Regions from separate parts of the Homo sapiens genome. Here region 2 is linked to region 1. A link is an interaction called in ENCODE POLR2A ChIA-PET data of the cell type or tissue named here. Cell type or tissue: PC-9. All regions are shown on one strand. Region 1 overlaps SNX27 (sorting nexin 27). Region 2 overlaps SNX27 (sorting nexin 27).

Region 1 (5,000 bases):
ATCATGGTTATTGATCAAAGGAAATTTGTTTGGCAGCGGTTCTCAGGCTTTAGGGTACATGAGAAGCACTTGGGTGTGCTTATCTAAAGTACAGATTCTCAGGCTCACCTTTTAAGGGTTATGATTCAGTAGATCTTTCATAGGGCCTAGAAATCTTTATTTTTTTACTCCTTTGCCAGGTGTGGGTAATGCAACCCACATACTCAGTTACATGCCCAGGGTGATGCAGTAGGTTGTAGGCCTTGGATTCTCAGTTCATTTTATCTTCATGATTATATTGAGAGTAATGAGCTAAGGTTATACCAACAAATAGTGAATTGTTAGGCTCTCGAATTCCAACCTAAGTGGAAAATCAGTTAAATACTAACTGTTCTATCTGATCGTCTATACTTTATTTATTGGATCTTGCTAAGCTCTTGAAATAAAGATGGATGGTTAAGAGGTAGCACAAGTTAATATTAATAGTTATAATAATCATTTTACTGCTTTGCAGCGTGTATAGTGTGTTATAGTTTGTAGTTTTATTTATTTATTTATTTATTTATTTATTTAGAGACAGCGTTTCACTCTTGTTGCCCAGGCTGGAGTGCAGTGGTGCGATCTCGGCTCACTGCAACCTCCGCCTCCCGGGTTCAAGCAATTCCCCTGCCTCAGCTTCCCAAGCAGCTGGGATTACAGGCATGTGCCACCACGCCCATCTAATTTTTGTATTTTTAGTAGAGACGGGGTTTCTCCATGTTGGTCAGGCCAGGCTGGTCTCAAACTCCCCACCTCAGGTGATCAGCCCGCCTCGGCCTCCCAAAGTGCTGGGATTACAGGCATGAGCCACTGCGCCCAGTCAGTCTGTAGTGTTTTTACATCTGATCTTCACACAGTCCTGTGAGATAGGAAGATTATAAGCTCATCAAGGGCAGGGACTACATCAAATACTATGTATTTGTTGTATCCCTAGCCAAATGTCTGGTGGCCCATGGAAAGTATTCTTCAGTAAATACTTGCCAAATGAATATATGAGTATTATCCCTATTTTATAAGACAGGAAATGGAAACTGAGTGTTGTACCAATGAATGGCAACCAGAATTAAATCCAGATCTTTGGATTCTAGATCTTGAATATTTTCTCTTTTTAGAGCTGTTTTTTTTTTTTTTTTTTTTTTTAAAGAGATAGGAGTCTCACTATGTTGCCCAGGCTGTACTTGAATTCTGGGCTCAAGTGATCCTCCCACCTCAGCCTTCCGAGTAGCTGGCACTACAGGCATGCACTACCACACCTGGCTAATTTTTTTGTACTTTTTTTTTTTTTTTGTAGAGATGGGGTTGCCATGTTGCCCAGTGTGGTCTTGAACCCCTGGCCTCAAGTGATCTGCCCACTTTGGCCTCCTAAACCGCTGGCATTGCAGGCTTGAGCACCTGGCTGCTTAAAATTCAGTTACATTCATATAAACGTCGATAGTGGTTGAACTTTGGTTCTACTATTGTGAAATGTAACTATTTTATATCTTTATTTACTCACTATTACCCATTGTTAAATTGGATGAGAGACAGGGGACTAAAGCAGGCATTCTTTGCCTTTATTATTGCTATCTTTACCCTGTTGGTTATCAGTGAAGACAGCAGAACAATCATTTTTAAATTCCTTTTAATTTCACAGGTAGTTGAGGTTGCAAACAAATAAAACTAAATTTGAAAATAGCATTACCTTCCCCTCAGAAATCACTTCCACAGATTGCTGTAACCAGGAAAATATATTTTATTAGTAGCATAACAATTTGTCTGGGTCTTTTAACTTATTGTGAAGAACAGTTCTTTTTCCATCCACCACTGACCAGTTTTTTTCAGATGAGGGCCTGTTACCATGCTCTCAAAGATAATTATTTTTCTAGGTAAGTCCCATTGGGAATAATTCTTATGACCTTGTAGATAAGCAAAGAGACTTAATTGACAAGCAGACACTTAACAATTTATGATCACTGCTCAAAATGCTTTTTGAGCATAATCTTTGGCAGGTTCATTCATTAGATGATGGCATTGCTGACAAAAGGATATTGTGGTGGTTTAGGTTAGAGCCATTTAGGTTCATTCTTTTCTTCCACCTCAGCTATACAGATGTTTTCTGTGCTTCTTGGGCAATCCAGTAAGAGCCCATGGATGGGTTGGTACAGTTCAGCCCACATTTGGAAAAAAATTTTAGGCAGTTTTAAAATATCTTTTAAAAAATTGCAGCTCATAGTAAGAGATACATTTTACATTATAACCTAATATATATGCAAAAAAAAAAAACACCTGAAATAAGCTTCACAAAAATTATGTTTACTGGCCAGGCACAGTGGCTCACGCCTGTAATCCCAGCACTTTGGGAAGCCGAGGTGGGCGGATCACTTGAGCTCAGGAATTCGAAACCAGCCTGGGCAACATGGTGAAACCTCATCTCTGCAAAAAATACAAAAGTTAGCCACGTGTGGTGGCGCATGCCTATAGTCCCAGCTACTCAGGAGGCTGAGGTGGGAGGATTGCTGGAGCCTGGGATGTTGAGGCTGCAGTGAGCCATGATCACATCACTGACCTCAAGCCTGGGAGACAGAAACCCTGTCTCAAAAATAAAACAAAACTGAACACCAGAGTGCATGATACCAGTAAATACAGTTTTTTTGGTTTCTTTTTTCCTCTCACCTTAGCCTTCCAGAAAGCTGGGACCATAGGCGTATGCCACCATGCCCAGCTAATTTTTTGTATTTTTTGTAGAGACAGGGTTTCACCATGTTGCCCAGGCTGGTCTGAGATTCCTGGGCTGAAGTGATCCGCTTGCCTCGGCTTCCCAAAGTGCTGGGATTACAGGTGTGAGCCACCGTGCCGGGCCCACTCTGGTATTTTTTAGTTTGTTCATATTTTGAGTTTCTTTGTTCTGTTTTTTTGAGTGCTGGTGGTGGCCTGGTACATTAATTTCACAACTCATTAGGTTGTGATCCACTGTCTGAAAAACAGTAATTTAGGGCATCACTTTTCCTGATATTGGCATGCTAAATATTACTTCATACTCAGTTTGGTTCCACAAGTAAGCACACACTGTATATAAAGAACTGCTTGGCTTGTATGAGTCACAGGGTCTCTGCATCCCTGCCTTTGAGAAGCTTACACTGCAGTAGGGAAGGTAAACAATTTGCTGTGTGTAAAGCTAAACGAGGTAATAGAGATAAATGAAAAGCACAATCGAAGTATAGAGGCAGGAGTGAATATGCCTAAGAAGACTGGTGGGGAGACAGCTCATACAAGGCTTTTAAACTGGATTGAAGAACAAATAAAACTTCAGAGAAGGGGCAAGGATTTTATAGGTTGAGGAAAACTGTGACCAAAGAGGGGAAAATGTGAAAAGCTCTTAGGCTAGCAAGGGGCTTAAAGTTGCTGTTTGTCTGTAGACATTTGTGATGATAGAAACTGGAAAGGAAGGTTGCAGTAAGATTTTAAAAAGATGGCTTTGAATGTAATCCCAAGAAGTTTGGATTTTTTTCTCTTTATGAGCTCAGAATATAGCTGTGTGTGCATTAATACCCAGGACTTCCTGTGAATTCAGTTTTATATAATTATTTACCAGAAGAAGTTGAATAACTTTTCCAAGGCGAAAGAGGAAAATCACTATTAGAATTAGAGTAATTTCAGAGCCATCTAGTCTCTTGGACTGTCTTGTACTATATAAAGAAGGGAACTAAGAACAACTAAGCTCTGACACCCAGAACTGGGAACAGCTGGTGAGGAGCTGGTTGCCTTTAACTTGTGTTTGTATTTTATTTCACAATCGAATCCAGCTTCTCAGTTATCCTTTCTCTTTCTCTTCTGTTTTAAATGACTATACTTACTATTGTGTTTACAATTGATAACTTTCATCCTTGTGTGCTACAAGCCTGTTGTGTTCTAGCTCTACTTTCCTCCAAGTCTGTTCCTCTGATTTGAAGATGCTTTTTTTTTTTTTGTGACAGAGTCTTGCTCTGTCGCCTAGGCTGGAGAGCAGTGGCACGATCTCGGCTCACTGCAACCTCAGCCTCCCAGGTTCAAGCAATTCTCCTGCCTTAGCCTCCTGAGTAGCTGGGATTACAGGTGTGCACCACCATGCCCAGCTGAATTGTTTGTATTTTTAGTAGAGACCGGGTTTCACCATGCTGGCCAGGCTGGTCTTGAACTCATGACCTCGTAGTCCACCCACCTCGGCCTCCCAAAGTACTGGGATTACAGGCATAAGCCACTGCACCTGGCCGAAGATGCTTCTTTTAATTTAAATCTTTTATTTTGGCATACAGCATGTTGGGAGCTGAGTGGACTGAAGACGGGGGGGAAACTTAATGTGGTACTAAAGTTTACACTTAATACCTACCTTCAAAATGAAAATTCATGTGAAGCTCCTTCAAATAAGTTTAAGACCTGGTGGTGATCACAAAGTGAATTGTTGCTTTCTTTCATAATATTCGTACTCCAGGGTTAAATTTTGTGGTATGGTATTAGTCAAATGCTAGGTAGTATGTGTGTAGTCTCTTGTTTATTATTTATTGCTCCCTGCCAACTAAATAAGGTTCTCATAATAGTTGAGGAAATGTGCCTTTCTGCAAGGTATTGAGTTGCTGAATAAGGAGTTGTATTTGAGTACTCTTATGTGTACTTCCTCAGTGAACTTCCACTGATACGAAAACATCTTTTAAGAAATGGTCTGTTTTTGCTTAAGCTGTCTGAAACTTTTTAGATTCTTGTGTCAAACCTCAGAGCAAGACCAGAATGATAGGCCTATGTTTTCTACAGGCCTGATACACAAGGAATTAGCTTACTTCCCTCTGGAAAAGTACAGGCAGTCTGCAGAGAGTCAGCTGCTCTGGTGCATGCTCTCCCAGCTGCTTTCAAGAGGCTGATTACTCTTAAAGAACTTTCAATAAGATTATTAACTAGGAAGGTTGTCTCTTCCACCCGCAAATACCACAGTACTTTTATATCTATGTGTTGATCTAGTTTTATTTATATTT
Region 2 (5,000 bases), 76 kb after region 1:
ACCAGGTAATTGCATTTGAATGGGATGAGATGCAGCGATGGGACACAGATGAAGAAGGGATGGCCTTCTGTTTCGAATATGCACGAGGAGAGAAGAAGCCCCGATGGGTTAAAATCTTCACGCCATATGTGAGTGCAATTTGGGGAAAGTAACTGGGACTTAGTTTGTTTTTTTGTTTTTTTTTTCAGCTAAATGCATAAATGGAGAGAGAGATAGAGCTAGTAGTTGTCTTGAGATCCGAACCTGTTTGAATCCTGGAGCCCCCAGATTCATCCTGTTTTTGCTTTAGGCCTGACTGGAATTGGCAATTTCCTATCCCACTTGGCTCGTAGTTACCACTAGAAGGAGCTAGAGAATAGTGGATGAACCAGGCCTGGGTTTTATGGTACTTGTCAGGGTTTTTCTCTAGACTGAGTTTGGAAGATGGGATGACTGGGGACAGGAGTTCAAAGGCACAGTCCTGAGATGCCTGCTCTTGAGAAGTTAGTGAGTGTCACCACCTTTTTTTTCAGTTCAATTACATGCATGAGTGCTTCGAGAGGGTGTTCTGCGAGCTCAAGTGGAGAAAAGAGGTAATTCTGAACAGTCCTTGAATTGACCTTTTCATCTTTTTGTTTCTTTAAAATTTATAGGCCTGTGGCCAAATACCTGGGACCCTCACCTCCATCTCTGTCTTTCTAGGAATATTAGTTAGAGACTGATTATCTCATGTGAGCCAGGACATTCTTCCAGCAAGGTTGGCCTCTGGATGGTGAACGGGCTGTGCAAAAAAGCCCTGCTTCTTCCCTTGTCTAGAGGGTGGACATTGGCTACAGGCTCTTCCATCTCTCATGACTTCATGGACCCTCCTCTGCCAGTTTTTTAAATCAGATCACCCTCCATGTTGTTCCTGACCCACAGGGGAAGCTGTCCTCAGTTGTAGCCGTCTTGACTGGATGAGTCCTGGCAGTCTTTCTAGGCGAACCAAGAATGTTTGTGTGAGGGAAGGTGTTTGCTGTTGCTTTACTGCTGTCTGTATGTGCCAGTGCTGGAACAGAATTTGGAAGATTCTGAATAATTAGTTACTTATTCTCAAAGAAAATCTTTGAAAGAATCAGGAGGTCAAGTCAAGAACATGAAAATTTATATTTTAGTACAGTAGAAAGAACATTGGGCTCTGGGAATTTTATCTGGGTTTTCTCCTGGCTTTTTTTTCCCTCTGTGTAATTTTGGGTAAATCAGCCTCCCTAGCTTTCAGTTTTCTCTTCTGTGAAACAGGAAGACTGAACCACGTAATTAATATCCAAGGTCCCTTCCGGCTCTAAAAGGCTATGATTCTAGATGAGAAGTTATATCAAGAAAGATGTGGCCAATCAGATTGAGTCATCCAGGCATACCTTTTTAGCTTCTGTTTGTGGAGTTGTCTCCAGATAAGAGGAGATGTGCCTTCCCAATAACTCTTTTTTTTTTTCCTTTCAGAACATTTTCCAGATGGCGAGGTCACAGCAGAGAGATGTGGCCACCTAGCCTTTCCTTATCCCCTTCCCTTCCCTTCACCCCCATCCTCTTACTCCTTTCATGTCCCATTTCAGACAGAGTAACCATTAACAAAAAAGAAGAGAAAAAGTTAAAGTCGTTATATTCAAAAGCCCTAAACTAAATATTATTAATAACCCCCTCTGAATTTCATGTCTCTGGAATTGAGGTGGTAGTGAACAGCAGATCGGTCAGCACCAGAAGTCAACTGAGTTAAGGCAGGAAAAGAAATAAGCCCAACCAACTTGCCAAAGGTATCTTTGTCCTTTCACCTGGGCCTCATACCAACAGCCTCTCCTTGTACTATATTTTTAAAACTGGAACTATGAACTTCATCCATTTGCACTGTTCAGACATATATATGTATGTATGTAAAAATTATATATACACAAATTAGCTGCACGTATATACATATATATATTTCTTTTTAAATTTCATATTGATGGCAGTACCTTTTTTAGCTTGTGTTTTTACACACCTTTCACTAGAATCCATGACCTCCCTCGTGCTCTCTTTCTTTTGAAACAAACTTTAAAAAGGAAAAAAAAGCATTTTACAGGGAAAAATACCTCTCCTCATGAAGGACTTGAAAAGTTTACAACCTGCTTGGATTTTTGCCCCTTTTTTTGTATTGAGTATAGATTCCGGCTCATGGGTTGCCATAGAGTCTAGGAACAAGGAGTATAGTTTCTTTATCTTCCAAGAGGGTGCTGGGGAGGAGAAAGAGGTGTGTTTCTCAAGGTTAACAGGCTGTAGTTCTGCAGGGAGAGCCTGAAGTCCTGGTATGGGCTCTTGATTCTGTGACAATTTTTTTGATCCATCTATTTCTCTCACTCCTGGCTTTCTAGCCACATTCTGCACCTCCTTCCTGCTTTCCTAGAGCCTCGGTATGCTTTCCCTCAACCGACCCTGGCTCAGGAGGTTGATGCCATGGGAACCTGAACCTGAAACACTTCATGGTAGTAATTTCCTGTTTTCCTTGCCTTTTTTTTTTTTTTTTTTTTTTTTTTCTGAGACAGGGTCTTACTCTGTCGCCCAGACTGGAATGTGGTGGCATGAACATAGCTCACTGTTACCTTGAATTCTGGGCTCAGGTGATCCTTCCGCCTCACCCTCCTGAGTAGCTGGGACTACAGGTGTGCACCACCACACCTGGCTAATTCTTCTTAAAATTTTTTTGTAGAGACAGGGTCTCACTATGTTGCCCAGGCTGGTCTCAAACTCCTGGCCTCAGGTGATCCTCTTGTCTCAGCCTCCCAAAGTGCTGGGATTACAGGCATGAGCCACTGTGTCCTTCCCTGCCTTTTTTGCAGCAGGGATAGTACTCAGGACCAGAGTTAAGCTGATACCTTAGGCACACAGGTTGGACTTACATAGAGGAAAGAAAGCAAGAAATGCCCTATGTACATGAGGTTTTACCTCCTCCATTCCTGACCAATAACCACCCATAACTACGGCATTCTCTGTGACTTCCTTAAACAGCAGTGATGGGAAGGGATCCAATAGTATCTTCAAGGCCTTGGGGAAACTTGCAGTGGGTCAGTGGTCTGTGCCAACCAAACGATAGCCCCATCCAAGCCAGCTGAGAACCTAGGAAGGAGTAGTAGGAATATGGTTGATTAGATTGGATCTCCCAAGTTTTAATTGAAAGGAGACTGAACGAAAACCTTTCTGCTTTCTGTCCGTTAAAGAGCTCCTCATCTGATCTTGCAGCTAGACCCTTTGAGACTTAAGAGCTGCATCCCAGGATCAGAAGCCAGGGCTAATTGGGGTAGGACAATATTCCCAGCCCCTAAGCTCTGTAGATAATGCATAAGAAGCACCAAGTCAGGCTCAGATGCAACTAAAACACATCTTTGAGCCTTTTCTTTTTCCCTTCTCCCCTTTCTAAACAAAAACCTTCCTAGGATGGCATCTTTTGCTCTAACTGGGAGACAGTCATAATTGGTTGTAGTCAATTCTACTAAGCAGTGTTGGGGTGGTTGGAAAGTCTCTTTTTTGTAATTTGTTTTTGCAAATCATTGTGAGGCCACTTTTTCTTTCTTTCTTTCTTTCTTTCTTTCTTTCTTTCTTTCTTTCGTTCTTTCGTTCTTTCGTTCTTTCTTTCTTTCTTTCTTTCTCTTTCTTTCTTTTGCTTTCCTTCTTTCATCTCTTTTTTGTAATTTGTTGTTGCAAATCATTGTGAGGCCACTTTTCTTTCCCCTTCCTTCCTTCCTTTTTTTCTGTTTTTTTTTTTTTTTTTTCCCAGAGTCTTGCTCTGTCGCCCAGGTTGGAGTGCAGTGGCACGATCTCGGCTCACTGCACCCTCTGCCTCTTGGGTTCAAGCGATTCTCCTGCCTCAGCCTCCCAAGTAGCTGGGATTACAGGCATACACCACCACGCCCCACTAATTTTTTGTATTTTTGGTAGGGCGGGGTTTCACCATGATGGCCAGGTTGGTTTTGAACTCCTGACCTCAAGTAATCTGCCCACCTCGGCCTCCCAAAGTGCTAGGATTACAGGAGTGAGCCACTGCGCCTGGCCCACTTTTCTTTCTTTCCTTCTTATTTTGTTATGCTGGCAGCCATTTGCCCCTGCATGGTATGGGATCAAAGAGGACAGCCTTTCCTCCCTCACCTTCTCCAAATCTAGGTGAAATCACAGAGTACAAAACGTGAGAATGCTGAATGTGTAAAGTTGCAGAGGGATCCCTAATTTGAAGACTTTGACACAGAACTAACTTCTTTTGACTTAAATGAATTTAAAATGAGCCAAAGGACCCTGAAAAGAAGACATGTTGATTTCCCACTCCTAGATGCTAAAGAGACTTGGCACCAGCTTTGTTCAAACTGTAAAAATAGCAATTTGCCCCTACTCGCTCAGAGTGGGACAGTAGTGAACAGAGCTGGGATTCCATGCGACAGCTTGAATGCTGACCTTCAGACATGAGACATAGGGATTTGGAGGCCCCTTAGAATGGGTAGATGGTGTTATGTTCCCTTTCTGGCATAGCATTCACTTGGTGCTTTGGAGATTAGGTGAGGGCCCTATAGGTAGTTGGCCTGTTGGCAGAATTTATTTAGGAACAGCCCTTTTGAAAGTGTCCCAGTAACAACGCACCCAGCTGCAGCAAGGAGGTGGGGAAGGAGGGCACCCCAAAGGACAGCGCCTTCTTCTCTTCCACCCATGCACGGCCTTGGGTGATGGAGGCGGGTTCCCTGTGGCTGCGTGGATCCCATAGGATCAAGCCCTTCTTTGCATGAAGCAGTGTTGTGACTCTTCTCTCTCCCCTTCCTCTGCACTTCCTTTCTGTAATCCCTACTGTTCTTCTTAGTCCCAGCTTCTGCCCAGGGAGGCTTCTACCCAGACTTCTTTTGCAATTTGTCCCTGGGAAGAGGGGGTCTCCCAGTGCCCCCAGCTTCATCCCAGCAGAACCAGCAGGATCCTCCTGGTCTCTCACTGGCCTTCCTCCACACTTGGTTTCTATCCTCAGGGGTAGAAGCTCA

The links. ChIA-PET counts read pairs that join two places held together with the same protein. Peaks named below come from ENCODE experiments on the same cell type or tissue, not always from the same donor. Only the 100,000 strongest peaks of a DNase experiment are listed, where the experiment ranks them.
Region 2: POLR2A ChIA-PET joins it to region 1 with 7 read pairs; 6 of 35 experiments call an interaction of 5 or more read pairs at or near these places.

What each region holds. Positions count from the first base shown.
Region 1 is chr1:151,616,744-151,621,743 of GRCh38, forward strand. The region is part of intron 1 of SNX27 (sorting nexin 27); the gene reads left to right. Among named protein-coding and RNA genes, the nearest start is that of SNX27, 7.2 kb to the left of the region's middle. RefSeq lists enhancers at 1,879-2,379, 2,380-2,880. In PC-9, no CTCF peak of the experiment used is centred here; a DNase peak (open chromatin) is centred at 3,088; H3K27ac peaks cover 1,347 bases.
Region 2 is chr1:151,692,912-151,697,911 of GRCh38, forward strand. SNX27 (sorting nexin 27) reads left to right here. Exons shown (of 12, transcript NM_001330723.2): 10 at 1-128; 11 at 513-572; 12 at 1,459-5,000. The coding sequence ends at 1,506. Among named protein-coding and RNA genes, the nearest start is that of CELF3, 21 kb to the right of the region's middle. In PC-9, a CTCF peak has its summit at 321 (motif pointing right); no DNase peak of the experiment used is centred here.